Linked DNA regions of Homo sapiens: region 2 is linked to region 1. The links are chromatin loops, found by intact Hi-C in ENCODE. Cell type or tissue: IMR-90. All regions are shown on one strand. Links, peaks and the distances in the headings refer to the core of each region. The heading gives the core; the rest is flanking DNA. Region 1 overlaps SRBD1 (S1 RNA binding domain 1). Region 2 has its middle 92 kb from the start of LINC01121.

Region 1 (16,697 bases), core at 5,410-13,409:
GAATACTAGTTTTTTTTCTATTATTCTCTCTTTATAGCAGTAAAATGCAGATAGGAAGAAAAATAAATTTTAAAATTATTTATTGAGAAATTCCGCGTTTGAAAAACACTGGCAGTTTCCTAATTTCAAATCTCCCCCTTCCTTTCTCAAAAAACTATAAAACCAATAAAGAAAATAAATAAAACACAACATAGGACCCACCTCTTTGCATTTCTAGGAGACAGAGAATTATACTGGCATCAGATTTCTCAAATATAACATACAAAGGAAGCCAACAGCAGAGCAACATATTCAAGAAACTTAAGTAAAGAAAATGCAAACAAAAGTGATTATACCATGCCAAGCTATCCTTCAAGTGTTAAGGCCATAGAAAACAATTTTGAATGTGTAAGAACTCAGAGAATATTGTACACATATACCTTTCTTCAGACATTCACTAGAGCAGAAGTTAGCAAACTATGGCCCATGGGTCAAATCCAGCCTGCCACCTGTTTTTGTGAATAAAATTTTGTTGAAACACAACCATGCTCATTCATTATGCATTGTCTATGACTGATTTTGTGTTACACAGCAGTTGCGTAGTTGCAACAAAAGCCATCTGGCTCACAAAACCTTAAATATTTGTTCACTGGACCTTTACAGAAAAAGTTTACCAACTGTATACTAGACTACAGAATAAGTTTCATTCACTCTAAAGGCTTTGGAAAGCTCTGGCAAAAGGACCAAGGGCAAGCATTTAATATAATTGTAGGGCTGAGATTAAAACAAGAGTAGGGAGAGTGGGGTCAATTTCCTTTAAGAAAGCACAGGTTGCAAGGCAATCCTAATACCAAAGCAGACTTCAGGATAAAAAGCATTAAACAAGGTAATAAAGAAAACTTTATATAACGTTAAAAGCCACACTCCAGCTCTGGAATAGAATGAGGAGTGTGCGATACTGTATTTTAAAGACGTTGTTAGGAGTGACATCACTGAAAATTGTGGAGTAGGGAACTCTAAATTCCATCCCTCCACAAAGGTAACTGGTAAGGTAGCAAAAACTGTCAGAATTAACTTTTTCGCAACTATGGAATCTAATAAAAATTTTATAACAACGAAAGAAACACAGAAAGAAGTTGCAGAATTTCTATAAGAGAGCACTTTTAACGTACCCCAGTCTCCAGCTCAGCAGTGGCCTCTGAAGATGACAGCCCACGTTCCTAGGGCAGGTTGCAGAAGGAGCAATATGGACCTTATTCTCAAATAACTATGGTTGTGTGTTTTGATGTCTGGTGTGTCCCTGAGGAACTGACTCAAGGGCTTGTCTTTATTTCACATGCCTTGGAACTTACTCAGGACAGAAGAAGCCTCCCAGGTGGCCTTTGTCAAAAGTACTTAAAGGCAAATATATTAGCCCCAGCCATGAGGGGTAAGGGATAATACAGGAGCAACTAACACAGAGAACAAAAAACCTGTGAAAAAATAAACTTGGAAATGAGATATTTGAGGGAAAAGGGGCTTTTTAAAATTCCTGGGCATGCTGAGGGCTAGGTGTATGCTCTGAAAAGATCTGAGGGAACCTTAAGCTTTCACCTCTAGATGAACTTTGGGCTCCATGCAAACAGGAAGAAAAGGCTACGGCAGAGCTGTTAATGGCCTCACTAAGTGTTGAAGGAGTGCCCCAACAAAGTGCCAATCTGCAAAGTCTGGGAGAGTTTGGGTTTTTTTCTTTTAGGGGATTTTTTTCTTTTAGGGTTTATTTTGTTTTTGTTTTTGGCTCCAGGCATTTAGGGGAATCTCTGTTAAATAACTAGATGGTTACTAAGCTAACAAGGGAGACCTCAGTGGCCACACATAGCAAACAAAATTTACAAAAATACTTAGAAAAGTCACTAGAGCAAACCAACCCCAAAACAAGCAGCAACAACAAACAGGGGAGGGGAGAGAATCTGATTTCCAGAGTTACCAAGTTATAAAATACAACATATCCAGACTTTACCAAAAAAAAAAAAAAAAAAAAAAAAACTGTCCATGAGGAAGCTTAGACATTGACCTTACAAAACAAAGATTTTAAATTAACTCTATTCAATATGCTGAATTCAAGAAAATCATGAACAGAGACCTAAAGAAAGCCAGGAGAATGATCTTTCAACCATATAGAAAAGTAAGAGTTAGAAATTATAAAAAAGAACAAAATAGAAATTACGGAGCTGAAAAGTACAATGACTGAAATAAAAATGTGCCAGGGGTTCAACAGCAAATTTGAATACAAAGAATAAATCAACAAGCCTGAAGATAGGTCAAATGGGAATATACAGTCAGAGAAAAAAGAAAAAAATAAAGAAAAGAAAGCAACAGAGGCTGAGACCTGTGAGACACTATCAATCATACTCTCTACATATAATGGGAGACCCAGGAGAGGAGAGAAAGGCGCAGAAAGGATATTTTTTAAAATTATTATGAAGAATTTCTTAAGTTTGATGAAAAACATTAATCTACACGTCTAAGAATCACAATAAACTCCAAGTAGGATAAACTCAGAAAGACCCATGACAAGACACATTATAATCAAACTGTCAAAAGATAAAGACAGAGAATCCTGAATGCAGCAAGAGAGAAGAGACTTGTCATGAATAAGGCATCGTAAGATTAACAGCTGATTCCTCATAAAAAACTATGGAGGCCATACCATAAGAGTGGATGGTATATTTAGTATTAAAAGGGAAAAATTAAAAACCATCAACCAAGAATTCTATATTTTAAAAACTCTCTATAAAAAAATGAATGAAATGTTTAATGGGCATAGAGTTTCAGTTTTGCATGATAAAAAAATTGCTGGAGATTGGTGGCACAACAATATGACTATGCTTCCCATTACTGAACTGTATGCTTAAAAATGGTTATGATGGTACATTTTATGTTATGTTCATCTTACCACAATTAAACATAAATTTTTTAAAAAAGGAGAAATTAAGATTTTCCAGAAAAACAAAAACTAGGAAGTTTGTCACTAGTAGACCTGCCTTACATGAAATATTACAGGAAGTGCTTCAGACTGGAATGAAAGGGCACTAGATAGTAACTTGAAGCCATACAAAGAAATAAAGAACACTGATAAATGTCATGATATATGTAAATATAAACGCCAGTGTTACTGTATTTTTGGTTTTTATCTCCTTTTTGCCCTATGTAATTTAAAAGCCACATTCCACAATGTAGATATAGCCTACGACTACACTTAGGAAAAAAAATTAGTAAACTGAAAAATGAAATTAAAACACTGAGATACAATGACTGATTTATATAAGTAAATGAGACCTCTCACACTTTATTCTAAATCAGATATCTCATATTTGTATTTCACAGGGAAGAGATCCAGAATTGAGCTCAAATATAAGGATACTGGGAAGCAGAGTCTAACAAAAAGATCACCAGCCAAAAAGTCAAGATACCTAAAATGTTATATTGTCAGCTCTGCTAATAATTCTCAATGTCACTTGTTAACTTCTCCGGGTCATTACTTCCCAATTTGTGAAGCGGCAAGGATATGACAATATTATAAGAATTTATATAAAGAAAAAAGAAAACAGTTGACATAAAATTATTTAAATTCTTAGTAAAGTAGCAGGCAAATCCAAAATATTATCATTATTACGAAATCAGCATGCACATGCAGTTTCTTTATTTACCTGATGATGGTGAATGTTTCTTATGTTGCAGGAAAAATGCTGGTAGAGCAGAAACTTATCAACATCTTTCTCATTTACCTTTTTTGAGGATACTTTTGCCAGAGATGACTGGATACAAACATGTCTCTTCTGGCACCTGTTCAGATACACAAGTGTTCAAAAAACAAGCAGTTATTAATTTGTGCTTTAGTAAAGAATATATAGAAATAAGGATAGCAAAAAAAGTTAAGCCATTACCAAGTGAGTTTTTTTAATGATGCCCAGCTATGAAATTGATATTACTACCCCATCAAAAGGACTCTTTGCCTATTCATACTAGCATAGTCCTCCAGATCTATTTATATATCTACTCAATCTTCCCATAAAATGCCTAAATGAATTCAGAAACCATCTGCAATTATGCAAAAGATCAAAACTATCTATAGAAATCAAACCAATAGCTCTGATCTAAATATCAGACTTTTCTAATCACTAAGACAGTCACAGTCAATTAAAAACTTAAAAAAAGAGAAACAAAAGGATGTGTCAGGACAGCTTCCAATAACAATTTATAATACTGAACCAAATTTAAGTGGCATAATTACTTATAAAAACACATTTTAAAACCTGAGCAATTATTTTGCTTCAACTCATTCCTGCTGGAGCCACTGAGAAAATACAAAAGTTCTTTCTAGCAACAGTAGTCAACTAGGTCATCTCCTCCTTTCCTCTCCTCTGCACAGCTCAAACAGCTAGATATGTGGAGGGAGAGAGAGGAAGAACAAACCTCTAGCAGAAACCTGTCTTCTGATACACAGCAGAAAAAGAACAAAATAATACAAAAATAGGGTTTTTAATTAATGTGTTTTTTTAATGATGCATAAAATCCATAAGCCCAAGAAGGCTCTAGGTCAAAGATCTTTAATGTCTGATAAATTGGGACTGTGATGCCATAGATAAGCTGCTCTCCTCAACAGCTAAAAATCATTTGGAGGTCAGTACTTTTATTCATATCTGATATTACACATTCTCAAGTAAAGCCAATCACTGGTAAACACCAGAAACGAGATACTATAAAATAAGCATACATCACAATCAACATGTTTAAAAAGCAATGCCACTCTAAAGGACATGAATCTCTCTTCGTATATATTGTGTAAGGCAATGGTTTTTAAACTCATCAGGCCCCTCCACTGAGATGCCTCAGTGTAAGGAGGGTGAGTAGGCAGAGTTCCAGGCTCCCTGTCCAGAATTCAATTAAAACAACTTTACTTTTATCTGTTTTATATATTTGGGCTCTGTTGTTTGAACAAAGAGTTTTGCTACTTTAAAAAAAAGTCTGAAAACAAAGTTTTTAATGAACATTGGTATTAGCACTAACCGTGTGACCCTTAACAGCATGAGTCCATAAAGCAGAAAACTCCATAAAAGAGATACTCACAAGTTCCGAATGAAGTCAAGCGTGTCTTTGTCTTTAGCAATCATATCTGCTAAAATATGCTGCACTCCTATTTCAATATCCTGAAGCGTTGAAAGCCCTTTAGGAGAAGGGTAAAAAGGAAAACAAAAACAAAAAGTATACGATTGGTTTTAAATTCTATAACTAAATCACAGTAAATTAATTCCAGTCAAAATAAAACCTTAAGTTGACAGTCTTAAGACAGAAAGATATTGCAGCAGTATACTAGCTTCCCTTTGTAACAAAAACAAGTCTCCAAAAGCAATAATACAGACATAATACATAATATACTGCCCAGTGGTAAAAATGCATCTCTGGAGCCAGCTGCCTTGTCGAATCCTGGTTCTACCATTTGCCAGTTGTGAGACACTGGGCAACCTACTTGACTCCTCTGTACCTCAGTTTCCTATAAAAATGGAATCATAACAGTACCTCCTTTATGAAGTGATTACAAATACTAAAGATGTTATGGGAAATATATATTAATAGAGTCAAAACCCAAGGGACACTACTCCATTTGTTTAAAAAATTATCCTTTAGAAGCAATTTCTATTTTGGATTATGGGGCATTTTTTCACATTTTCAACGACCCATTTGAATTTCACAAATCTCAAAAGCACAAAACAAGAGTTTTCATGCAGTTGTTCCTCTTCACAGTTAAATTGTCTACAGATGAGCATTAAGTTCTCTTTAAGCATTTCTAATTTGCTAATTTATAGCAATGAATCTTGTAAATCAAGGTCTTTCTGATATCAACTTACACTGAGAGAGATCATTTGCACTGCTTTGTTTCATTTCTTTTGTCTTTATCATTCTATTTGCATGAAACGTTTTTTGCACTAAACCTGAATTACACAAGCACTGCATATCATATGTATATTTTCCTGTAAGTAAAGTTTTAATAAGTAATAAGGTACAAAAGCCAAAGAGGACAGGAAGATATTTGTTATGGCATAATTAATAAATAGAAAATATCTAGTTTGGTTGTGTTAGGATAGCTATGTTACCTACTGAAGTAATTATGTTTACAGTTGACCTTTAAACAACATGGGTACAGGTCCACTTCTTTTTCTTTTTCTGAGATGGAGTCTCACTGTCTTCCAGGTTGGAGTGCAGTGGTGCGATCTTGGCTCACTGCAACCTCTGCCTCCTGGGTTCAAGTGATTCTCCTGCCTCAGCCTCCCAAGTAACAGGGATTACAGGCACACACCACCACACCCAGCTAATTTTTGTATTTTTAGTAGTGACGGGCTTTCACTGTGTTGGCCAGCCTGGTCTCGAACTCGTGACCTCAAGTGATCTGCCCCCCTCAGCCTCCCAAAGTGTTGGGATTACAGGCGTGAGCCACTGCACCAGTCTGCACTTCTACATGGATTAATTACAATAAAAGTTGGAACAAGGGTGCCTGCCTCTCGTCACCCCTTCCACCTCCTCCACCACTTCTGCTTTTGCTATTCCTGAGACAGAAACAACTCCTCCTCCTCCTCCTCCTCCTTTTTCTCGTCAGCCTATTCAATGTGATGATGAGGATGAAGACCTTTATGATAATCCACTTCCATTTAATAAACAGTAAATATATTTTTTCCTTACAAATTTCTTAATAACATTTTCTTTTTTCTAGCTTACCTTATTGTAAGAATACAGTATATAACACATATAACACACAAAATGTGTGTTAATCAGCTTTATGTCATCAGTAAGGCTTCAGGTCAACAGTAGGCTATTAACAATTAAGTTTTTATAAAGTCAAAAGTTATACCTAAATTTTCAACTTTGAAGAGGGAGTCGGGGGGGGTGGGGGTTGTTCCCCTAATCTCTGTATTATGCAACGGTCAATTACATTTTAAAGAAATTTAAAGAAAGAAATGTGGCTAATGAAACTAATAGTAATTCTATTTACATTTTAAGAAAACTTTCCTATGAGGGAATTTTCAGTAACAAATTACCTTTACAAGATGGGAGACTGTATATCTAATGGACTTAAAACAGCTATAACACATAGAGCACTCAATAAACATTTGCTCTTCTGTTAGCTCTCTCAGTCTTCATCTAGGAAAACCATTCACAAGAACTAATTCCTGGAGTTCCAAGTATCCCAGAGCATCATCACATGAAGTTTAATGACAACAACAGGGTGATAACTCAATAGTAAAGATGGAACCTACAGGGAGAACCATTAATGGAAGCAGAGGACAGAAGAAATTATAGACTTTGCAATAAGAAAGGGCCTTTGAAAATCCCCCATCATAAGAGGGGAATATAATTTGAAACTTTATGTAATTAATGAATCTAATTAAAATTGTGCTAGAGCGCTAGAGAAATGTTGTAAAGTGTAGTCCAAGGACCCAAAAATAAAATCATACCAGGTACTTGTTAAAACTATGAATGGCTAGACTGTGGAAATGAAGTACTTCACGGAGTGTCCCAGATAACTCTGATACTCATTCAACTTTAAAAAACTGCCACTAGGGAAATGCCTTGAGCTACTTCTAGAGCAGTGGTTCTCAATGGGAGATAGAAATTATCAGAATCATTTGGGACACTCTTTCAAATTACATTCCCCTTCTCAGTCCAACCAGGGAGAAAAATAATTTAAAAGGAAAGTCTTCTGTGTTTTGAAAAAGCTCCTTTCCCAATCAAAGGGAATAGATCTTGTGGGTTTAATACAGCCAAGATAACAGATGTTCCAAAAGTTTAGCACCTCAGTTAAATCAGGAGGAAATATGGTACACAGAACCAGAAAATCATATCCTTTGCCTTACAATGAAATCTTCCCAGCTACAGAATCTTCAAACCTCCACACCTGTAAACAAAAACCGAAAGGCCAACATTTCTTTTCACTTTCTCCGCACTTAAGCTACCTCTTCTTATGTATGACAGAACTTCCTCTTGGACACGAAAGTAGTATTTTGGATCTCCCAGGACATAGTCCATTTGTGGCACAGTATAGCTTTATGATTCAGACCAAATGCTTACTGGTCTGTGGCAAGCAAGCAAGAAGTGTCTTCTACTGGGGAAAAAAAAAACTGAACTATCTGGTTTCTTAAATATTTCTTTCAGGAATGATAGGAATTATGAAACTTCTTTCGAAAAACAAGTAAAATTAAGGATGATCATGATTGTGTGTAACATAAAGGAGGAGGAGACAAAGAGAAAGAGAAAACATTCCTATCAAACTTAAAAAAAAAAGCAGTACCTAGCTTATATAGACTTACTAATAATAATTCTACATTTTTGATCAGGGTAAAAGAAAGAGGGAGTAAAGCAAACAAAAGTCCTCACACGTCTGCTAGTACAGTACTACTGTAACTGTGCTAGACCCTGAACTATCCACATTATAAGAAGTATCACCAAGTGTCCATTGTCATATATTCCAGCAGCATCACCATGTAGGACAATCCAAAGAGATATGGTTATCAAAAACCTACCCAGTAGGAACTCAGTGTATGAGAGAACTCAAGAGACCTTGGTACCAAAGGTAGTGAGAAGTAGAAGGAAAGAAAATCAACCACAAGGAGAAAAATAAAAATAAAAGCAGTCGATAAGCCTTTGTGCATCTAACATTCTGAAAGTTTCAACATTCCATTTTAATAAAACATATGATGACTGGGCACAGACAGTTTCCCACTGTGGTTAACCTTAATGCTTAGCTATAGTCTTAGCTATTATTAAAATATTAAGTGTTGCAACCATTTGGAAATCTAACTATAAATACACATTAAAAATTAAACAAACTTGAATTTTACTCATTTCAACCCATCTCTAAATTCACATAATCCTTTTTTACTTTTTCATTATTGCCCTTCTCCAAACATTAAGATTAAGTGTGTTTGGGTATGAACAGATATTTGGATTTTACAGACACACCCACTCAGTTTTTTAAATCACAAATTCACATTTGCTGGGTTATGTAAAATAAAAACAGGCTATAGTATGCTATAATTTTCTACAGATTAGTACATACTGTGGATTTTGTTATCAGAGACTGCCCCCTACAGACATTTACATGTCCCAGCCTATGGGATCCACAGAAGGACAAAAGAAACTGGAGGTGGGGGCGGGGTGGAAAGACGTAGGTCAAAGGGTACAAAGTTGTAGCTACATAGGCTGAAAAAGACTAGAGTTCTAACATACAACACGGGGGCTACAGTTAATAATATCGTAATGTATACTGTGAATTTGCTAAGACAGATTTTAGGTGCTCTTAACACAAAAGAAGGTAACTATGTGAGATGATGAATATGTTAATTTGCTTGATTATCATGTATAGAATAGTTTGACTATAATACTCACTTCACTATGTATTAATATATGTATATCAAAACATCATGTTGCACATGTTAACTATATAATTTTTTAATATTAAAAAAATAATTTTTTGAGAGTAGAGACCACCAAAACATCAATTTCCCCACTCAATCCTAACAGCGAATTCCTGAGAAAAAGCCACTCTTAACCAAAGTTGTCACTCTAAGACTCATTTTTACAATAAAACCAATGCATCTTGACATTTATCAACTGTCATTTCCCTTGAGTTTTTCTTAGAAATATGTCTCCCTTACTTCTTCCCTCTCTTATTCTCTGTTGTGCATGCACACACACAAAACAGGAAGATACACTTGGAGGGAAATTTCAGAAAAATACACTTTACTTCTACAGTAGAAGTGTGAGAGTGGAGCTTCACTTTACACTTCCTGGATGTCAAAACTCTTGACATTTTTAAAGAGTATTTATGACTTTTGCAAGTAAACAAATTTTCAGAAATAAAAGCTGTAACAGACAATATAGGAGAATCTTTATAAACTTGGGATATGAAGGAATTTCTTTAAAAAGAAAATACAGCTATTATCTTAAAAGATGATTAACTATAATAAAACTCAACTAATACCTATTTATCAAGGGATGCCATAAAGAAAGTGAAAAGACAAGTTACAAACTGGGAAAAAAGATTTGCAACACATATAAATGACAAAAATTATTTTAAAATAATAATTTTAAAAAGAACAATACAATAGAAAAACGGGCAAAAGACTAGAACAGGCACTTCATCAAAAGAGAAAAGCTGAATGGCTACTCAATAGGTATGTCAGGATTTATTTCAATTATTCTACATACGCTGTAATATTCTTTTGTATAATCAGTACTTAACAAAACAGTTTTTTAACATACGTTTTTAAATTAAAAAAAAAAAAAAAGAAACAAAGTTGATCTCTGTAAATAAAGCCAGTACCTTTAACGTCAGGCCTAATGTACGATAGCAGACTGAGCTCCCCTGGTTTCTCAAGCAGTGCCCTGGCTGCTCCTTCTAAGCCCAACTGTCTTGCTCTCTGGGCTTTAGTCCCTTTGCTTCCAGTTTTATATGGAGCAGACTAGAAAATAAAGACAGAAAACATATGATTATGTTTTAAAAAAACAAAAGTTAAAACTAGGTTACAAAATTAGAGGACATGCTGAGAATGCTAAAGAAATCCTTTTCTCAATCTTTTCCTCTTCCTTCAGAGATGAATTAAAACTAATTTGAAAATGCTTTACTGTATGAAGATGGTATGTGCTTTATCTTATTCTTTATATTTTTCTATATGCTAAATTAGTTGCTTGGTTTCACTCATCTTAAAAACTCATTGCTTGGACTGCAAAGTCCTCAACTCAAGCAAGCTCCTTTAAAAGTGTTCTACACATAATTCTACTTCTTCGTTTTTTTTGTTTTTTTCTTTTTTTTGAGATGGACTCTCGCTCTTTCGCCCAGGCCTGAGTGCAGTGGCGCGATCTCGGCTCACTGCAAGCTCTGCCTCCCAGGTTTAAGTGATTCTCTTGCCTCAGTCTCCCAGGTAGCTGGGACTACAGGAGCGCACCACTACGTCCAGCTATTTTTTTTTTTTTTTTTTTTTGCATTTTTAGTAGAGACAGGGTTTCACCATGTTGGCCAGGGTGATCTTGATCTCTTGGTCTCGTGATCTGCCCGCCTCGGCCTCCCAAAGTGCTGGGATTACAGGCGTGAGCCACCGCACCTGGCCGGTCAATTCTTCTACTTCTTTTTTTTTTTTTTTTTTTTTTTTTTTGAGATGGAGTCTTGCCCTGTAGCCCAGGCTGGAGTGCAGTGGCACGATCTCAGCTCACTGCAACCTCCTACTCCCGGGTTCAAGCAATTCTCCGCCTCAGCCACCTGAGTAGCTGGGATTACAGGCACCCGCCACCACGCCCAGCTAATTTTTGTATTTTTAGTAGAGACGGGGTTTCACCATCTTGGCCAGGCTGGTCTTGAACTCCTGACATCGTGATCAGCCCACCTCGGCCTCCCAAAGTGCTGGGATTACAGGCTTGAGCCACCGCGCCCAGCCAATTCTTCTACTTCTTAATCCACTCACTCTCCAACCCACCATCATCTGGCTTCTCTTCTCACATACCTTGCAGGAAATGATATCACAAAAATCCATGATGATCTCCTAATTACCAAATATATATATTTTTTTCAGTCTTCATTCTGCCAAACTTCTCTGCTACACATAACTGCTGATCATGACCTCCATCTAAAACTCTCTTCCCTGCTGTTCCAGGGCACCATCATCTCCTGATTCTCCTCATACTTCTCTATTTTTTTCCTACCTCCTTATGCTCTCACATCCTCCATCCACACTTCAAAAGGTGGTAACCTCCAGTGGTCAATCCTGACCTGCTAACAAACACTTCTTGAGTTCTTCCATTCTCATGGTTTCACGTACCAACTACAGGCTGAAGACATCCACATCTGGATCTCTAGTTCAGCCCTCTCTGATAAGCTTCACGTTTGTATAATCTACTGTCCTTCCCTACTTGACTGGAAATTCCTTGAGACAAAGACTATGTATTTATTCATCTTTGTAAACCCAAGTGCCTAGCACAAAAAAAACACTCTATAAATATTTATTGAATAAAGAATAAATATTTTGTTGCATTAAATAATGGTGGCTAATGACGTTAGCTTTTTATTTCTTGGTGTTCTTTAATCATAAGAAGACCCAAATTGCAATATATTCAGGTATTACATTAAAAGATAAAAAGGATTCCTTACCACGTGTTCTAGTTCTTCAAAAGTTTTACAATTCAGCATGGCTTTTAACAAGCACTCAGACATCTTCCCTTCCTTCTTAATTTTCTGGATTGTACTATGAACTTTCTTTGCAACAGCCCTGAAAAGAGAAACTTTTGTAATATACCAAAACTGTATGTCAAAACTTTCTTTTCAAAGCTACCTCAAACTTACAGAAAAGTTGCAGGTAAAGTAAAAGGAACTTTATTGTCTCTGAACTGTTTGAGAATAAGTTAACATCCCTGCACTCCAACACTTTAGTGTGATTTCCTACAAATACAAATCTTCTACATAACCACAAAATAACCATCATTATCAGGTAATTAACACTAATATATTACTACCATCTAATGCAGAGCTCATTCAGGTTTTACCAACTGTCCCAATAATATCCTTTATAGTGGATTCAGTTAAGAATTATGGGTTACATGTAGTTGGCATGCAACTACAGTCTCCTTCAAGCTAAAACAATATTTTAGTCTCTCCTTGATTTTCTTCTCCTTGATAAGGCCTTGATGTTTTTGAACGCTACTGGACAGTTATTTTGTAGAATGTCCTGCAGCTTGGGTTTCTCTGATGTTTCCTCACAATTAAATACCGATGGAGCATCTTTGGCAGAAATATCATAGAAGTCATACTGTGTTCTTACTACACGTTATTAGGTGACAAATGATTTTGATTTGTCTCATTACTAATTAACTTTGATCATTTGATTAAGGTAGTATCTGTGGGTTTCTCCAAGACACAGGTACTCTTTATTCCTCTTGTAATTATAAGTATTTTGTGGAGAGGTACTTTGAGACTATATAATTATCCCATTCCTCATTAAACTTTGAATTTATTCACTGATTTATTTATATCACTATAGATTTAATGGTTTTTTATTTTACTTAGTGCTACAATCCATTGCTATCATTTATCTTAATGTTCAAATTTTTCCAGATTTGGCCAAAAGTAACCCCTTCAAGCTAGCTTCTGTGTCCTTTTGACATGTATCTGTCATTCTGCGAGCACTTCCTTATTCTCTGGCATATGATATTTCAGGCTTATCTTCTAGTTTCCCTGCCCCAGCCCTGGAATCAGAAGAATGATACTTAAAAACCAAGGTATAGGTACTAGATATGCTCATTGCTACTGGAGTATCACTGCTCAGGATGGGCACACCTAGCACCCATAATTGGTTTCCAAATACCATTCCCCACTAAAAAGAACCAGGATTCCATGTAGAAAAGTTGATTCCAGGAATCAATTTACAGGGATCACTAAACAACTAACGACAAAAGGAAGGGTGGGCACAGTAGTTCCCCCACTTTACAACAGGTTTTCACTGTGAATATACAATCCTGTTGTTACAGTTAATGCTTCTCATCCTATTGTATTACCTCCTATTTATAGAATCTGCCTAATAATGGTATTGCTAAAATGATGGGCAAAAGTTAGAGATGATAATATGATTTATTCAAAATGATCGATGGAAAAGAAAATTAAATCTACTTGTAAATTAAAAAAAAAAAACTAAAGGCAGAAGACTATAAATTAAAGAGAAGAATATAAATTAAAAAGAAGAATATGCAGTACTTAGATTACAACCTGTATGTCTTCTATAGTCATGGTAGCCCAAGACTGTTTTCAAGGGCTAAAGCCTACCAGGTCATTTTAACAAAAAGCCAATTCCTTTTGTCCTATTAGCCTGCATATAAGGAAGAAGAGAATTATCTTTAGAGAAAAATACAGAAAACTTTTCTTACTATCCAGAATCATACTCTTTAATTCACTTTTCAACAGTGAATTTAAAAATGTTTTACGTTGCAACCCAGTATACATACATATAGATGCTACATAATTGAAACATTTCATGAAACAATATTTGCCTTTACCACATAAATGTACTCTTGTATTTTCTATTCACTATTTCATTTTTTAAGTGGTATGACTTATTAAATTGGTTTTACTTCTCATGTAGGGGTAGCAATTAACAAATTGAAAATCAATGCTCTAGTTATAGAAAATGCTGAGCTCAAGAAAAAATAAAGATCATATCTCATTACCAGAAAGAAATTTCTGTATTATAGAAAAAGATCTCTTAAGTTCCAGTCAATGCCCCCACTTACTTCAAGGAATATTCACTCCTCTACTAATATTCAATGTATTCCCCTATTCATAGAAACCCAGAGAATGGAATTCTTTTGCAATAGAAGGGTTTTTTAAAGAAAAAGAAAATAATAATATTCTTGATATACAGCTCCTATTTGTCTCCCATACAACCAAATATTGTTAGACTACCCTTTAATTTTTTAAGCAAGCTTTTCTTGCTTGTGAGGCTTTCTCCAATTTCAGATCCAAAACCCTCAGACTTTCTTAATTACCTTGCCTTCAACCAAACAGAAAGCTTACTTCAGAATTTGCAAACTGCTGGCCTTCTAGGTGTGGTCAAGAGTGGTTTTGTTTGGCCTAGAAATTTGTTACGTAAAAACTCAAATTACCAGCTTCTTTTCAGAAACAGGAAGAACCAGCAAACTGGGCAGACAACCCTGCATGACAGTAATCTACTGGAGACGAGCAAGGGTTGCCCCTCTTAGACAGGGTTTGTAATCTCCAATTCTTATTCCCCATGCTTGATTATCCTAGCCTGGCTCTGGAACATTTGCATCTGAGACTATTTGATTTAGTCATTTATATTTTTACATTGGCAAATTGATTCTGCCTCTCAATGAAGTATAACTTTCCACATATTAGCACTTTAATTCTCCTGACACTAAAAGAACGTCAAGAGGTAGAAAAGTGAGATGCAAGTTCCCCCAAAATAACAGAAAGCTTGTCAAGCTTGTTATAAAAATTACCCTTAATACTTTTAAAATGGCTTCATAGTAGAATGATAATCCAATTTTAATCAGATCTTTTTTGTACACTTGAAGAATGTACACATTAACACAGTGCCCATGGGAGACATGCAATAAATGCATAAGCAGTGAAGTGTTTTAATAAACCCTATCGAATAATATGGTCAGTCTTGTAGTCTTTGTACACATATTTCTCAGTTATTAGCAGTGAGTCCAGAGGCATAATTTTTTTAAAAAGGTACTTTCCATTCTGTAACCATACAAAACTTACAATCCACTATTGTTAAATTACCATAACCATTAAAAGTATGGGAAAAAGGCTGGGCATGGTGGCTCAAGCCTATCATCTCAGCACTTTGGGAGGCCAAGGCGGGTGGATCACTTAAGGCCAAGAGTTCAAAATCAGCCTGGCCAACATGGCAAAACCCTGTCTCTACTAAAAATACAAAATTAGTGGGGCGTGGTGGCGCATTCCTGTAATCTCAGCTACTCGGGAGGCTGAGGCAGGAGAGTCGCCTGAGCCTGGGATACAGAGATTGTAGTGAGCTGAGATTGCACCACTGCACTTCAGCCCAGGCGACAGAGCAAGACTCTGTCTCCGAAAAAAAAAAAAGATGGGAAAAGGAAATATACATATTTCCTACCAAACTCTATACTGCCAAAGAACTCTCCACTTAGGAACTTTATGAAATTAAAAGGACAGATTTATGTGAGTGGTTAAAAGAGTTAGAATAAAATGTACTTTCTGAGTTTCCTGCTGGCAGTCCTAATTTTGCCATTATGCCCAACCTTTTCTATGAAAGAAGATGACAGTCAAACTCTGAGGCACACACTTTTACTGCAAATGACCTTTTTGCTAATACATGCTCAAGCTATGCATAAACACACCAGCAGAGGGACTCCATACACTCGCTAAATAAAGAGGACTATATCCAGATTACAATAATTCAAGGAAACAAAATGTTGAAATTGTCAAATATACCGTCATTCACTTTCTCACTGTTCCTCATTGGCCTTTTCCCCTTACACTAGGCTTATTCTTTTTTAGGTTTCTTACCGTAGCTCTTCTAGGGTTTGCTGAACTTCTCTCAAGGAATCAGCATCAAGGTTATTAATGAGCTCTTTTCTATAACGTATAATGAAGGGAATTGTGTTATCATCATTAAAGAGACGAATGATGTTGGCACAAACCCAAGGTTCAATATTAGTTCTCTCAGATAAAACCTGCAAATTAAAGATACTTAGTGATTTAAAATGCTGAAAATTAAACATCTATATCATGTATAATTTAAAACATAGTATCAAATAATGTTCTCCAGTGACTTAGAAACTACTTGCTATAGTTTTTTAAAAAAAAGAAAGCCATATAAAATACATGTATCCATTGACAATCATAATGGTAAAATAGCCATTTCACAAATTCAATAAAATCTAATCCAAACCACTGTATCATTCAAATTCCAGTGTTCAATGAGGGCACTTTTTAATGATGCAATGATATACTTTTCATCTCTCATATTGGTAGCAAAGCAAGGAGTTGGTAACTCACTTTGTCAGCATGAGAGCAAAGGAAAGCCATTTTTAGTCATTGCTAGTGAGCAATTTGGCAATATCTATGAAAATTTACAATGCATAAACAAACTTTGGCCCAGCAGCAATTCTACTACTGGAAATTTATCATAACA
Region 2 (16,697 bases), core at 5,287-13,286, 410 kb before region 1:
CCCTTTCTTTCTTTTTTCTTTCTTTCCTTCTTTCTTTCTTCCTCTCTCTTTCTTTCTTTCTTTTCTCTCTCTTCTTTCCTTCTCTCTTTTTCTTTTTACCAGCTGCTGCTTCCTCACCACTGTCCCACTGAGGGTTAATGCCTGCATAGGACTTAATCTGGTTCTTTTCCCAGCGGAGTTTGATCCAGTGCTTGGACCAGGAGAGTAAGCCAGCATTAGAGAGAGGCTGAGGGGCGAGCCTGGAAGGGCCTTTCCAACTCCCTTCCAAGCAGCCTCAGAGCAGAGGGCTCCCGCTTGACCTGCTCAAGAGAGAAGTGGCCATGCTCATGCAGAGCTTCTGAGGGCTCTTTTCTGCCAAATTCTAGAAGGCAAAGCAAGGGAAGGAAGACTTTGCTTGCTGTACCATTCTGAATGGCAAGCTGACATTACGGAGCCTATAGACTCTTCTTCTCTTCCTCTTCTCTTGATTTCTGGAGGTTAATTCTTCACTGTGAGGCAGAGAGACCTCTCTCAGAGACTCTGGCTGTGTTTGCAAAGCAGGTCCTGCTGCCCAGGAGGCTCAATCTGAAGTGTGAATAAAGCTAGTAATACCTGCCCCTCCCCACATTCTGCCAGAAAGCCCCCCCCCCCCGCCACCCCTTATTAAGTATTTGTTGCATGAATAAATGAATGCTGCTCTACCTCTCCGTTCATGGAGCTAAGTCACCCAGTCAACTCATTCTTACAGATGGGGCCTTAAGAGCTTAAGAGGTCACTTTTTTGCTGGAGGAATGCTCAATTGAAAAAAAAAAAAAGATTACTAATGTGAAATTTAAAGGCCCCATATCTCTTGGCTGTAGAAGCTAATTTTATCAGAAGTCATTTTAGTTTACAAGCAAATCTCATATGCAGATGAACATTGATGCAGGCTGCCTTTTACATAATTGAACTAGATGGTTGGCCATTTGGTGTAACTGGAGAAGGGCTGGAATATCTCCTCTACCCTGAATGTCACTCACACTGTTCTGTCTCATTGCCTGGGATCCTCCATTGGAGGTGCACTACCTTGTCATCTTAAGAGCCTTTGAGATAAGTGTTGTCAACAATTCAACATGTGGTTGGCATGACACTAAATATTCAGATACATGCATCTCCATTACTGGGATTGTATAAAGATAGTATCACTATCCTAACCAAATTAAAGAAAACCTACCCAAGATGAGATTCACATGCTTCTTATTTTCTGAAACTGAAGGTACCTCATGTCTCCAGAAGTGCCATGAATTCCAGGCCCCAAGCCTAGAAAAGGAAGCAAAAGTGTAGAAAGAAAAAATGGCCTTGAAATTAGAGTGGGAAACAAGAAACAAGCAAGGAGTAGGAAAGAAGAGCGGAAAAGGAGATGCTGGCAGTGGTGACAGCAAAGAGAACTATGGTGCCCATTTTCTACAGGGAAGCAATGATTTGTTCCTCATGAGCCATGAATCCTTTCTCCCTGGACTCACCTTATTCCACTTTGTCTCAGGGCCTGGAATCCCACCTTTAGGGATGAGCTCCTTTGCACACTTAACAGCCTTTTAGCAGTCACTGTTTAGCCTGGGGCTGGTTCCATGCACTTGCCAGTCTGTAGGCATCTTCTGCTTCTCTGACTGAAGGTCACATCAGGTGAGGCTGGGCTGTGTACACCTAGTCACTTGTGTAGATGCTTCGTTCACATCTTCACGGCTGTGACAAAAATGTTTTAGGAAAAACTAAATGCGTGGCTTAGATCTAATCAAGTTGCTCAGTGAGATTATTTACCCCAAATGCAGGGAGCTGGAGTTAAAGACAGGGGGTTCATTCAGCAATGACAAAGCAATGCATTTCCTCATTTGTAGCATCTGGCTTCCAAGCCTCTGTTTTCCCAGTTTTCATTCAGAGCCAAGGATTAACTGCTCCAGAGAATCAAGACGATAAGCAGATGTTGCTTTGCCTGTGTTCTTTTCTGAATCAAATCTGTTTGTAGATATTGGGTGTATGAAGATCAGCCCTGACACAATACTCTCAGATGTCAGGGCCATGCACTTGTCCACCACAGCAGTGTTTTCTAAAGCATTGGCTCTCCAGCGCAAAAGAGAGCTTCAGTCTCCTTAGCAAATGGCTACTGCCATAATCTGCAATGGGCACAGCATGTCTCACCTTTAAGCTTCTGCCAGGACTTCTGGACTGCGGGGGTAGGAGAGAACAGAACATGCAGCTTGACTCTAACTTTCAAAGCATTCTTCATGGTTCCAGGATGCTCTCTCCTCTTAACCCTGAAGAATCTCATTTCACCTCCTTTAGATCTCTGAAAATGCTCCCCAAAACTCAGGAAGAAGACTTACATCTTTAGCGTCCAACTTTTTTTTTCTCCCAGTTGCAACACACTACAGCAGCAATTTTCAAACTCTTTGGTTTCAGGACTCTTTTTCATGCTCTAACAATTACTGAGGATTCCAATGAGCGTTTGCTTATATGAATTATATCTATCAATAATTTCCATATTAGCAATTAAGACTGAGAAAAACGGACCAGTTATTACCTCATTAAAATTTGAACATTACTTCATTAAAAATAACAATAATAAATCCATTATGTATTAACACAAATAACACTTTTATGAAAAATAACTACATATTCAGAACTAGCAGCAAAATCTAGTGAGAAGCCTGGCACGGACTTCAGTTTTTGAAAATCTTTTAAATGTCTGATTTATTAGAAGCCGGCTTGATTCTCATATATGCTTCTGCATCCAGGGTGTTGTGATATAACACATCATATGAGCTGTGGAAAATGCCAGTGTACACTCATGAGAGAATGAGAATGAAAAAGGCAAATCATGTCTTAGTACTGTTATGAAGATAGTTTTGACTCATGGACCCCTTTGGGAACCACTGCTTTATAGTGTTAGAGTTGTTAGGCTTCCCAACACCAACCACTTCACCCATGTGCGTGACCACACACACACATGCACACTTGCATGTGCTTGCCTACTATTTTTGTTTTGGCAATATCATCATGTTCTTGGGATAACTGAAAACTGCACTGAGAATCAACATTCTGCTCTGCTAACTAGTATCAGAAGAGAAGTTATGGACCTCATTTTAGAGCCTCATAGTCCTGGATTTGGATCCTGTCTCTGTCACTACTAAACTCTGTGGCCTGGGGGAAAATTACATAATCTTTTTAAAGCCTCATTTTCTTCCTCTGTAAAATGGAGACAACAATAGAGCTGTTGGGAGGATCAAGAGCACAATGTAAGTCAAACAACAGGCATAATATCTGGTAGAGAAAGAATAGGTGCTTAATACATAGTAGATATGATTATCATCATTGTTATTATTATTACTCAGTAACAGTGTAAGCTCCATGAGTGTGGGGGTTTTGTTTGTTCACTGCTATAACTAAACTCTACACCTTTAGTTAGTGCTCAAGAAATATGAATGCACGGACTTTTATACAAATTCAACTTCCTTCAGAACCTACCATCCTGACTCGAGGTAAATTTAGTCACATAAGAGAAGAACAGGTGGCCCCTGTCCTGTGAGCTTTTGGACTAATTAGGGGGAGGAAAGACTGATACTTAAAAAACAGAGCAGTAACAAAGGTGTAGGGTGAAGAGTTGAAATGAGCAGAACCACCAGCATTTATTGCCATTGCTCACAGATGGGAAATTCCAACACCTGGCATGGGGATTGGTATTGGCTTTGAGGTCTATTTGCCCGCTGTTGTTTGAATTATTCTAGCAACTTGTATGAACAACCATTCAGTGGGAGGAGATGGAGTAGACAGTCCTCAAAGATGGTTACCATCAGGATCACTTGAGGCCACGAGTTTGAGACCAGCCTGGCCAACGTGGCGAAACACTGTCTCTACAAAAAAATAGAAAAGTTAGCTGGCCATGGTGGCACATGCCTGTAATCCCAGCTATTTGGGAGGCTGAGTCAGGAGAATTGCTTGAATCCAGGAGGCAGAGGTTGCAGTGAGCCGAGATTGCACCACTGCACTCCAGCCTGGGCAACAGAACAAGACACTGTCACACACACACACACACACACACACACAAATTATATATATATATATATATATATATATATATAGTTACCATCCCATCAATTCTTCCTGGCATGCTTTTCCTCCCATCAAGATCTCTATTTGATCTGGGCTGGCCTTGTGACTTGATTTAACTATAGAATGCCGTGGAAATGACATTCTGGAACTCCCAAACACAGTTTCTTTCTTTTTTCTTATTCTTTTTTCTTCTTTCTCTTCTTTTTTTTTTTTTTTTTTTTTTTTTTTTGACAAAGTCTTCCTATATTGCCCAGGCTGGAGTGCAATAGCATGATCTCAGCTCACTGCAACCTCTGCCTTCTGGGTTCAAGAGATTCTCCCTCCTCAGCCTCCTAAGCAGCTGGGATTATAAGTGCACACCACCATAACCAGCTAATTTTTGTATTTTCAGTAGAGACAGGGGTTTCACCATGTTGGCCAGGCTGGTCTTGAACTCCTGACCTCAGGTGGTCTACCCGCCTCAGCCTCCCAAAGTGCTGGGATTACAAGCGTGAGCCGCCGCACTTGGCCACAGTTCTTTCTTAAGACAACTTTTGCTTCCTCTCTCTTGGACGTCAGCAGCCGAGTAAGAAGTCTGACCACCCTAATAGAGCCACCACGTGGGGAGAAAGCCCGACAGAAGGAAGGGCCACATGAAGAAGCACCAAGGCACCAGACATTGAAAGAAGCCTGCCTTGGCCTTCCAGCCCAGCCCATCTAGCAGCTGACTGTAGTCAAGGAGTGACCCCACTTATATTTAATACTAAGTGGAGCAGAACCACCTGACTGAACCCTGACACACCACTGCAGAATCATGAGAGATAACGAATCGTTGTCTTAAGCCCTTGTGTGTTGGGGGGCATTGCTTATGCCACAACAGAAAACTGCAACAGGAGGACAGGGGCTGGGTATGAAGAGGGAAAGGTGGCAGAGCCGTGGCACTCATAAAGCTCAGGGTCTGGTAGATAGCAGCCTTCCCCTCCAACTTCTGGCACAGAGAACATAGACTCAACACCCTTTTACGAAGGTATGTCTGGATTTAAAATTATATCTTTAAAGAAAATCTTATAAGCAATTGTCAAGTTGGAAGAATGTTAGGTAACAGATAATAGAGCTGCCAGGATAGACATGTCCAAGTTCAACTTCACTAAATGATCATACCCATCCTAGTGGTAATTGTACCCACTATGGTTCCTCTTGAATATTTTTACTTTGCAGGCCACTTTCATGGGGCCAACTAATTCCTGCTGCCAGGCCTTTGCTCCTGTTTCCCCCACTCTCTAGACTGTCTTTTCTTTTTTTCTCTTTCAATCTAATTCTACCCTTCTTCAAGATTCTGCTTGGCCCATGGTCTCCATCGCAGGGCTTTTCTAACTCCAGCTTGCACTGGTTACACCAACCCCTGAAGGTCCACATCCTCAGCATATGTGGTATGTGGCATACAATTTGCCACTGAGAATTCAAGCATCAGTGTCACAGATGGTTAGATGTGACCGGACTTCAGAGATGGTGTCTAAGACAGGAAACTGGAGCTTAGGGAAAGTGACTTGTCTAGGCAAGTCACTAACTACTTGACAACTAACTACTTGTCTTGTAGTTAGTTAGTGGAATACAGAACATCAACACCGCAACTCTATAGTTTTGGTAATCCAAATTTACCAAGTACCTGAATCAAAAATAGAATCAGGACAGGGCCCATTGGGAACCAGCAATTGCAAAATGGGCTTATACCTGCTGTAAAACAAAGAGAAGACACTCAGAGGGGGCAGTTACAAAGTTGACTTCTATCAGACTATATGTTTGGCAAGGGAAGATACTCAAAACAAGCATTATCTGGGGGAAAAGATTAAGATCAAAACCATAACAACATATCTGTTGGCCAGGTGCGGTAGCTCACACCTGTAATCCCAGCACTTTGGGAGGCCAAGGAGGGAGGATCACAGGAGTTCGAGACCGGCCTGGCCAACACAGTGAAAACCCATCTCTACTAAAAATACAAAAATTAGCCAGGCATGGTGGAGCATGCTAGTAATCCCAGCTACTTGGGAGGCTGAGGCAGGAAAATTGCTTGAACTCAGGAGGTGGAGGTTGCAGTGAGCCAAGATCGTGCCACTGAACTCCAACCTGGGCAACAGAGCAAGACTGCATCTCAAAATAAATAAATAAATACATCTGTTTGGCCAGAGCCTATGTTTTGAATAGTTCTGCTGCAATGAACAAAGTCTCTGCATCACAAGGTGCCCAGCCTGTGTGACACTGCCCTTGAGCCGCAGCATTTTGGAGAGTATACTCCACTCCCTTATCCCCTGTCCTGAATTAAGACCATCCACCTGTATTTGCAACATTAGCTCAGCTGAAAAGGTAATTATGGCTCATCAGGATAGTTGAGTAGAAATCATACGCAACTCGACAAAAAAAGACCTGAATAAAAACAAAGAAAAAGAATCACATTTAAGTGTGTGGTGTTAGCCCTTTTGTAACAGACTGTGTAAGTAAACTGATGAGTTTTGCAATCATCAAATTACTGTCGATTTATTTGTTAAGGCATTTAAAACAATTAGGGGAATTTGATATATTAGAATTGTGAAGACTTGAATTGCTTATGTGTGCACGAAATGTTTACTTGTTAGGGAGAATGTAGTTAAGTTGATGTTTTTGAGTAATTAATTACTCAGTAGTGTGTGAATATTTTCAAAATCTTGATTGCTTAAAGATTAGGAAATTGCACATCAAAGTAGGTAGGAGTTGTTGTGAACACTTCTTTCCATCTCCCAAAGTTGCTGGGACATAACAAGCTTTGGCTTCTCCCAGGGGAGTTCCCCACTTCAGGGCTGGTCACCCTAACACCTCCCTTGATCACATTCATTTTCCATTGTGGGAGCAGAGATTCAGCATCCTCTCTTTTTTATCCTTCACTTCTAAGAGCAAACCCAAGTTATCTTTACATTTTAAATTAATTGCATTTAACATAATTGAATGAGACTTTTAATCCAATGATAGCAAGAGGCCAGGTTCTATAAAGAACTGAATTAAGTGCAGCTCTTGTCAAGAAACATCCTTGAGGACATGACACAAAAGGGAAGGTGTTTCCATTGCCAGAGAAGGGAGAGTCTCAACACACTCACCTGGAAAGTACTGTGCTTTTGGATGGTGCTGGTGGGCAGGTGTCCCAGGAGAGATTCTGAGGGAGGTGGTTACCACAGGCTCCAGAACTGTTTTAATAGATCATTATAAGGAGGAAGTCAGGACGAACCAAGGGACGCCAGGAGTCATGGCTCCAGCCTATCCTTCCTCACTCCCTGAAGCCCCCCACCCCTTCACTCAGGACCAGACAAGTATACCTTTCCTCAGGTATGAAGAAAGCCTGAGAAGGGAGACAGAGCAAGGCCAAGGGTACAGTGAGCTTGGTTGGAGGAGAAAGCCTGAGGGAGAAACTTGGGAAAGGCTGGTTTTGAAAGAAGAGCTCCCAGGATGGCCAAGGCTTACAACCCTAAAGGTGACAACTAGGATTTTATTCGGAAGCCAGTTGGTTACAGAGGCTGGTGATGCAGGAAGGTGCATATCGCCAAGAGAGAAGGAAAGAGGAGTAGCTTGGACCATGGGGAGAAAGCTGCTGAGTCGGGGTGAGGGGGATGCACATTATCTTGAAGAGCAAAAGGCAGCCCCAGAAGACGTGGGGAAGAAAAGAGCCCCAGGAGAAGGCCGCATCCAAGGGGTAAGAAGGGAGAATCCTGGAGAAAAGTCATGGGGTCCTTTGGCCATCAGGCAGTTCAGAAGCAGGGATGACTAAGAGACTGTGGGACTAGATTGAGGTGAAAATCTGATGTGAGAAAAAGCATTTGAGTTGCATAAATAAGGCCAGTGAAAACTGCAAGAAATCACGTTTTCCAGAATAGTGACATTTGGGACCAAATGTCAGCCTTGGTGCCAAGAAGGGTTTCTACATCCATTGCAAGACCTTTGAAAGTTAATCCTATTGTGGTGGGGAAAGCTGTCCCTTTATTTGTACAGTCTGTTATTTTGCCCTTTGGGGAAAACACAGTGATGTGAATCACACTGTGACTTCCATCTCTGGTGAAGAAGGTTGTGTTTGGGGGAGCTGGTAGACATGAAAGCCATGAACATTCAAAAAACAGCTTATGGAAGCATTTCAGAACAAATTCATTTTCATCCAAATAAAATCAGCAGATATTGACCACAGCAGGACTGGCTGATGTGGGACGGATGGGCAACGGCAGAAATATGAACACTGATCATCACTGACTGCACCGAGCACCACGTACACGCTCGGTGTTGCTTTAAGCACTCTGCATACACTGTGTCACTTAATCCTCCTGACAGTCTGTTTTGTGAGACAGTTCTATCACTCACGAGTGAGGGACCTAGGGTGCAGAGTGGTGTGGTAACTTGCCCTACAGCCCAGCACTGTTGGGGGTGTAATGCAGGTTGGTCTGAACCCCAATACGCAGCTGAGGATGGGGTGATGGGGAAGCAATAGTGACAGGCAGCACTGAGATCTGAGAGGGGACCACATACAGAGACGGCTTAAACCAAGAGCCAGTGTTGTCTTAAACTGAAAACAAGTTTTGATGTGTTTCACATGGGGAAGGATGGACAATCTGCATGTTTGTAGCTGTACCACTTATTGGCTGCCTGAGACTTCTTGCTTTCCTGTCTGTATATTTTCAGGTATTCATGTTTTGTTCCCTCAACTAGACCAACAGCTCCTGAAGGCCGGGTCTGTGCTGTGGGTCTCTTGCCTCCTGCTCGGTACCTATGACTAAGCTCAAAAAACCCTTCAGTGGAAATGGAGCTGATTAATTTTTTCAGTCTCTTGTTCTACCCTCTTTGTAAATAAAGGACGGTCAAACCCCAAACGTTAAAAAAATGTGGCAAGCAAATTTTGTAAACAATGCGATTGGGGATTTTCTAAATGCTCTACCAATCGAATGAATTTAATGATGCCCCAAATTTTAATGAAACTTTTTTCATGCTGTCATAGGGCTGATGTTTAATTTAAAAGGTTACACTAGACTTTTTTTGTATTTGTCATTCTCTTTTGTATTTGTCATTCTACTGAAGTGTTTAAAAATTTATATTCTGCCTATAAAAATACAATCCTGGGGCTATCTGACTATCCTAAGAGTTATTTTTTGCTTTAAAGACAAAAAGGTTCTAGAGTTATCCTTTAGAATTTCTGTTGGAATAACATGTTGACCATAAAATGCTGAAAATATGGTCAAAAAAGAGAGAGAGAAAAGAACACACATACAGGATAATGCTAATCCCTCCCTGATGTGCACCTGGGAGCAGAGAACTGCCCCTACCAGGTCTGGAATGGTTGAAACACTGACAACATGTTGACAACTTTCTGATCAGATTCCATTTGGTACTCTTTCCCAGTCCCGAAATGGATCAAGGACAGCAAGTCGTCCTAGCTTTAGCAATAACTAGACAGAATATCTTTCTGGTTAATGGAAATTCTTCCCCCAGTGTGATGCCAGCTTGGGAGACGCAGAGCTGCAAATGCCCCTCCGCTCATTAGAGCAGGAGTTAGTCTCGGCATTGTACAGTCTCTGAGGGGGATTAAAAAAAAAAAAAAGGGTTTCCTGAGGGAGGCCTGGGCAGTAGTGGTCAATCAACTATTGTCGTAGCTGACTTCAGGGAAGTCCAGTATCAAGAAGGCCTCCGTTTTGTGCAAACTGATCAAATGCAGATGTTTCCAGGGAGTTGACCTTATTGACCGAGACTTCACTGGAGATTGAATGGCGGACAGCCGGTCAAGAGTGGGGTGAAGGCATGTTTTGGTGGGAGAGTGTAAATGTATACATACAGTAGACAGGATGTGGATGATGCTGGGCAAACATCTGTTTTATTGATAAATACATGCTTTACTTCCAAAAGTTTGATACCAGAGAGATGTAGTGAAAAATAAATTTAGTTTCAGGCTTTGTTAGGTGTCTCATGTGCACGTCAAACGCTGAAAGAGATGAAGGGCAAACAAATATTAAAAATGGGTTCAACCTTCCATCTCCCTGAAATATCAGATTTCATATAAAACTCATCAGCTGAACTAAGTATTAGGCTTGATCAATGGCAGGAAACTAGGGGATCAAATGCTAATAAATCAGAAACAGATATCCCCTCTCAAGAAGAAAATATATCACAAAACTGAAAATGAGAAAATCATCTGATGATTTTTTAATGCACATGCATGGAGAAAATAAGCTTTTTTTGTTTTTGATTTTTAGGATCAGGGAGTGCTGCATCTTAAACACAGACAAAGAATAAGATTCTTAAACACCTTAATCAGACTTTGACTTTAACACATGCAAAAGAAACAAGAAAGATCCCTATATTTGGTGAGGAATGAATACTGAGTAGTATTCTGTTTGTGGGTGGGTAGATATTAAAGTGGCAAAGTGAACACATTCAAACCTTGCTAATAATATTTTGCCAGATGTTTTCATGCGTTTCTTTTTCTCTTTAGGAATTATATCCTCAGCCCTCAGCTCCAACCTCTCTGCCTTTTAAAAATATATTGGCTCACAATTCCATGCCTTTACTTCTTAGTATTTTTTCCCTTATTCATTTTCATTTTGTAAAGTACGCGTTTTATTCAAATAAAACATATATACAGAAAAAATGCATGTCTTAAGTTCACAAATGTGTAAGCTCAATGAGTTTTCATAAGGCAAACACACCTATGTAACAGAACATTATCAGTGCCCCAGAAACTTGTCACTGACTACTCCTCTGAGGGTAACCACTACCCTCACTATAGTGGGGCTAGCGTAACACTAGGGATTAGTGCCTGTTTTTGAGCTTTATATAAATGGAAGCATAAAGTACATATTCTTGCGTGTGGCTTCTTTTGCTCAGTATTATGTGTATGCGATTCATCCATGGTGGTTAGTTCTGTATTTATTGATATTTAAATGGTATTCTTTTTAATAATACAGATATATTCATTTCTTTAATGCAGTCTTGTAGGTATAGAAACATGTCGATTTATTTCAGCATATTCACCAGTCTCGGCACTCAGAAGAGAGTTCAACAAAGTAAGCAACCACCAGCAGAAATCACAAAGAAACCACTGAGCTGTGACAAAATTCTCAAACTGACACGTCTGTAATCAAAGGCGCGTTATCAAGAACACCTTTGAAACCTTCATATTTGGTTTCCAAGACTTTTTCTCAAAAACACACATGCAAATAACTTTTTTTTTCTTTGACTCACCTTAAACAAGAACCCAGAGTGTGGTCCTGCTCTCTGAATGGAGACTGTTTGCTTCTGTGAAAACAGAGAGCTAAATTAAATTAGAAAATCCTGGTATTCAGTAGGACTGAATTTCCCTTCCTTCCTACTTTCCCATTCCACAATCTATCACCTAGAGTAATTAAGAACAGGGAGGTATCATCTTCACTGGATTAACCTTAACTAAATTGTGCTCATTCAACATGTGCCCTTTTGATTAGTCCGAGCAGGGCCTGCTGTCTCGGATACACCCACCTTGTAATTCTACACACTTAATTAATTTCAGATGAATAGAGAGGGGGGATAAGCTAAATTCTCCAATTAATAAACTATAAGTCCTTATAAGTGTCAGAGTAGCTCAAGATTTTCATTCTTCCTTTATTTCTTTACTCTGCAAAGGCTAAATGGAGATTGAAATGGAAAAAAAAAAAAACACAACACATACACACAGCTGCAATTGTTTGAGGCTGGTGAGGGGGTGCCTGGGCAGTTTCATCATCGTAAAGGGCAGACCTTAAGAACTGTTGGTAAAATAGATTATTTTTCTGCCAAGCATAATTTTTAATGTCCTTCTCCACCTGGACCTCGATATTTACTTTTTATTTGCACATATTTCCTGTTCTATGCACAGATTCTTGGTTATGAAAATTCAATATTAATGCCACTAATTTTATATTTTTAAATGCATTTCTCAGAAGTAAAATATTATTAATAGTCTGAGAACTTTTCTGAGAAGTGGTTTGGAGTTATTTGTTTAATCATCAAATTTAACAGCTCTCAATAATATAATAAAAATTTGCCCTCATGGGCATCCCTGACAGCAAAGAAAATAATTTCCTTATAATAAAACTGATCCCAAGGATGTTTATATGCTATAATTTATCTCATACTAAAAGATGGCTAGAAAATTATATAAGATAGATTTACAGTCGCTCCTTCAACTCAGAAAATTTATATGTCTAGTTTTTAGTGACTTAAAAACTTCTACTTATCTGCATAATTATATATAAAGAGATTCCCCAGTAGCTTTTATGTCCTATGATTCAACATAATGAGATCAATTATATTCAGGGAATTTAAATTACTGGTACTTAGGGAATAAAACCAACATCACTTTTAGTTTCTTATGATGGTATACAAGAAATTCTACTTACCTAAGACAAAATAACCATCTTAATGCAGCCCATTTTATGTGTTTTAGCAGAGATTTTAAAAGGCCACTAAGAGTTTTTGTCATTTAAGAAACCGTATACTCAGTTCCTTAATGTCTTCAGATGTTAATTTAAGTCTGTTCTGATCTTGTTTCCTACAGTTAGTCTTTTGTTCCAAAATGATTTTTTTAAAAAATGCTTGAGTAATTTTGTTAGTATTTGCCACTAGTCTAGAAAAATTAACTGAAATTCTTGCACTCCATTTTTAACCACTCCAATTCCCTATTAAATACACCTACAAATTAAATAAGGATACTGCTGCTCGATAATTTACCATTAAATGAGTGTAGAATATTTGACTGATTATTTTACTAATTTCTTATATGTGAAAATTCTTAAAATGGTGGAATCATTTGACTAATTGAATGCAAATATTAAATAATTTTTTTATTGATGACATGCATGCTGATAGGCACATCATTTGATGCATCAGCTAATGCCTTGTCAGGTTTGTATTCTCTTTTTTATCTGAGGCTGGGCACATGGGCATTTTAACTCAGGAAGTCTTACTTTCTCTGCCTTCCCTAAAATCAGTGCCTACATTTGACCCTGTGGAAAAACACAAAAGCGAGTAATTTAAATCAGCCCACACCTGCACCATCAGCCAGGCTATCCTTACAGAAACGCTTCGAACATCTTATTCCGGAGCACCTCAAGCGGCTGAAAAGAACAATTTATTCCCCGCTAAAGAACAAAATACTGACATTGAGTTTGTCTTCTTTGGGGTTGGAGGAAAGTTGAGATACTACTCATGAAAAGGCAGCTATGTTTGGCCCTGTGGTGATTTAGATTTACTATACAAACCAACAACTATTTTTGAATGATGGAATTAAGTATTTACACAAGGAGACTTAGCTCTTTAGCTTGGTTATGTCCTGCTGTTTATGTTACATGATCAGAAATCTTGTGAGTGCTGTTTTAGGTGATACATCACCAAGAATTCTTACATTAGGAAAGTAACCATATTATCTGAGATCGTTTGCTGTAGGGAAACCTGCAGCAAATTTTGCACTAGCTAAATTTGTTTAGCTAAATTTTGCACTTTACAAAATAATAGAAAAATTCATTCGACTCTCCCCTCAATGTATAGCATGGTCGTCTCATCACCTTGCAGTTTGTCTCATATGCTTGTGTTGAGCTCTTTTAACAGGACTTCCACCAATAAATTCAAGTTTTTATTCTTGTTTATAACCGGCATTTCCAGGTCCGGCCAGGTCCAAAAAAAAAAAAAAGGAATTGAGGGTTTGCATCGTTTTTCAATATAACTGGAAGCTGTTTTATCACTTTGTATTTTGAGAACCGCTCCCTTTCCCGCACACGCATTGCTGCCTCCTCTCGGGCTTGGTTAATGAGTCTGTGCGCCAAGCCAGGTCGCTCCGGGCAGTTCGCGCTTCCGCGCCTCGGCACTCGGATGACCGTGTCCTATTCGTCTCTCTCGTGAATGTCGCTGAAAAAAAATAAAAGTTTGTTCTAAGCCCGTGGCATTTCCGCGCGCAGATGGAAAGGCAAGTGGGAGAGGAGGGTGCAGGTGCGGGGCGGGCGCGGCGGCCCCTTCAGGCGCCGGGGGCTGGGCTGCCCCCGGCCGGGAGCAGCTCCGCTCCGCGCACGTGGCTGTGGGCGCTGCGGACGGGGGACGGCAGGCGGGGGACGGCAGGCGGGGAGTGGAGGGTGCAGTGCCCGCAGGTGCCGACGGCTTCCTCCCAGAGCCCTTCGCGCCGCGCCTTGCCTGGCTGGTGGCGCGGGGAAACCATGGCAGCATTGCGGCTCCGGCGGGCGGGCTCTGCGCGGGGCCCCACCGAGCTTTCCGGGAGCCTCTCCCGCAGCCGATGGGCATCTAGGGGCGCAGAACGAAGAGTGGGCGCCGAAACGGGTGTAGGCGCTGGAGGCCGACGGGGAGGCCCGGGGCGGTCAGGCTTCTCGGTAGAGAGGGCCGTGCACCTCGCGGCCTGCGGGCTAAGGCGGGGAGCCGCTCCTGCGGCGGCCGGGCGCGCGGACTGGAGGGAGGGAAGCGCCACGGACTGGGGAACCGGGGTGACGGGGAGACGGGGGGGCTGGTGGGGTGAGGTCGGCGGGCAGCAGCCAAGTGTTCTGCAGCTCCGAACCCCGCCACCCTCTGGGCGAACGGAATGGCACCCGCGGAGACGGGCGGGGACGGGCGAAAGCGGGTTTGCTCCGACCCGAAGCTGAGCCCGGGTTGGAGGGCGAGACCGTAGGCGAGAATGGCCGCGCGGGCTGGGAGACCCGGGCCGGTATGGAGTGAGTGGAGCCGCCCGAGGTAGGGTAGTTGGGGATGGTAGTTGTGAAGACAGTCGGAGTCTAGCTCCGGGCAGACGAAACACCGGGGCGCGCCAGGGTCCGTTTCCTCCTTCTCTCTGCTTTCCCACCAGCCCTGTAGATACGGAGCCAGCAGTCGGGCTAGAGCGGAGGCTGAGGGTCGCGGTTCCAAGGGCGGTCTCTCGCCCCGGGTCAGGCCCCACCCCGCGGTGGCGGTCGCGTGGCGCTGTCCTGGAGTTGAGCTGTCCCCGCGCCGCGGCCCGCACGCCCAGGACCGCACACCGCCGCCCGCAGGCAGAGACGCCTGCAACCTCGCCCTCTCGCCCGGCTCCCAGCTCGGGGCTGGGAACCGGAAAGGTGCATTTCCGTGTGGGGTGGGGGCGATTCCCGGCTGTCGGCGGTGGGGCTAGGCCTTGCGGCGGATGAGCCAGACCTTCCCGGCTTTCCAGCCAGCCGGGTTCGGGATTTCCCGACGGTCGGACGGGTGGAGGCGAGGATGGGCCGCTATCCCCCAGCCTCTTCAGGAAGAAGCCGTAGGGCCAAGGAAGGGATGGGTGACGGGGCTCACACCATTCCAGCGCTGCCCTCGAACTCGCGGGCCTCCGTTCCCTTTGCAGTCACTTGGTGTGCGCCCCAGTCCCGGGCAACATTACTGCCCGCGGGCGCCTTGTGTGCATGGCTGCTGCCTGCGGCGCACCGGCCTGAGCCTGGAGGGAGGTGCGGGGCGGGAGAGGCGGCCCTCCCTGGGTCTCCCCTGCCTGTCACATCTGCACTTATTTAAAGCTCGGCTGGTGGTCCGCGCTCTCTGGAATGCCAGTTGCGGGCCTGGCCTCCTACGGCATTTGCACTGATTAGCTAGCGGGTCATGGGGGAGATGAGGGGCTTAGGGGGGCAGACCGGAGGTTCACAGTATTCCGCCTGCCTCTGTCCCGCGTGCTAATCGGAGCCCAGTGATTCCCGCTGCACCAATGGCTGAGTGTGTTAGGGAGCAGAAAACCGAACTTGAAGGATGTTGGATGCGTCTGGGAACCGGCCATTGCCACTTAGTAGTATGTTGTGGGCCGGCGCGCACACATGACCCTAAATCTCTGCAGGCTCTAGCGCTGAAGCGGGCGGAGAAGGGGAACAAGTGCTGTGACCCCAAGTCCTAAAAGTTTGTACGCAGTGTCTGGGATATGCAGTATCCTTGATGCGAAACTCTTAAATGTTTGCTGGTGCAAGTCCATACAAAACGAGGTTGGCCTGCCTCGCTTAAAATACCGTACACAAAGCGTAAAAAAGGCACGGGCAATCCGCATCGAGGACGCCACCCCAAGCGCAAGAGGCCCGGTGCAAATTCATCGCTGAAAAACAAGCTGGGTTCTAATTTACTGTGACTCCCACGGGCGCAGGGGTTGGGAGGAGAAGCAAAGGGGGACATTTTTTTATTTTTGAAGCCTCAAAAAGTTCGATCTGATTTTGCATTTGCCTTTGGACTTGGTATAATTAAGGGTGAAAATAAGGCCCCTCTGTATTTCTATTCCCCTTTGCTTTTCTGCGGAGCTTTTACCTCAGAGGAAAGTTGTTTTAGTAATCTGGGAAAGAGAAACCATGTGCTGAGTCAGCAAAAACGCGGCACCAGGCCAGTTCAGCTCAATTATACTGCTGTGTGTAATGTACACACTCTATATGCCTTTGTGGAAATAATGAAAAATATATTAGAATTCTCATGGCATAGCAATGCCCACGAAGCCTGTTGGCAGTTGAGAGCCAGATTTCCGTGTCTTCTAATACAAGGAAACAGGTTCTGAACATGTCTTCTAACAAGCCTTAGATCCAAGGCCACTTAATGTGAGAGGACAAGAAAAATGCAGTTCTCAAAACAACACAAAATATTTTACTTTTTTTTCAAATGGTCGTGTTACAGAATGC

The links. A loop is a pair of places that touch in the nucleus more often than their neighbours do. Peaks named below come from ENCODE experiments on the same cell type or tissue, not always from the same donor. Only the 100,000 strongest peaks of a DNase experiment are listed, where the experiment ranks them.
Region 2: a loop joins it to region 1, with 2.2 times the contacts of the local background. A loop is called at or near these places in 1 of 110 quality-filtered maps.

The regions. Positions count from the first base shown.
Region 1 is chr2:45,569,539-45,586,235 of GRCh38, forward strand. SRBD1 (S1 RNA binding domain 1) reads right to left here. Exons shown (of 21, transcript NM_018079.5): 5 at 16,070-16,236; 6 at 12,155-12,272; 7 at 10,337-10,475; 8 at 5,089-5,185; 9 at 3,669-3,804. Among named protein-coding and RNA genes, the nearest start is that of SRBD1, 33 kb to the right of the region's middle. In IMR-90, for the core only: a CTCF peak has its summit at 9,100 (motif pointing left); a DNase peak (open chromatin) is centred at 9,093; H3K27ac peaks cover 320 bases.
Region 2 is chr2:45,154,919-45,171,615 of GRCh38, forward strand. No RefSeq gene overlaps it. Among named protein-coding and RNA genes, the nearest start is that of LINC01121, 92 kb to the right of the region's middle. RefSeq lists enhancers at 14,174-14,674, 15,540-16,169. In IMR-90, for the core only: no CTCF peak of the experiment used is centred there; no DNase peak of the experiment used is centred there; H3K27me3 peaks cover 5,739 bases.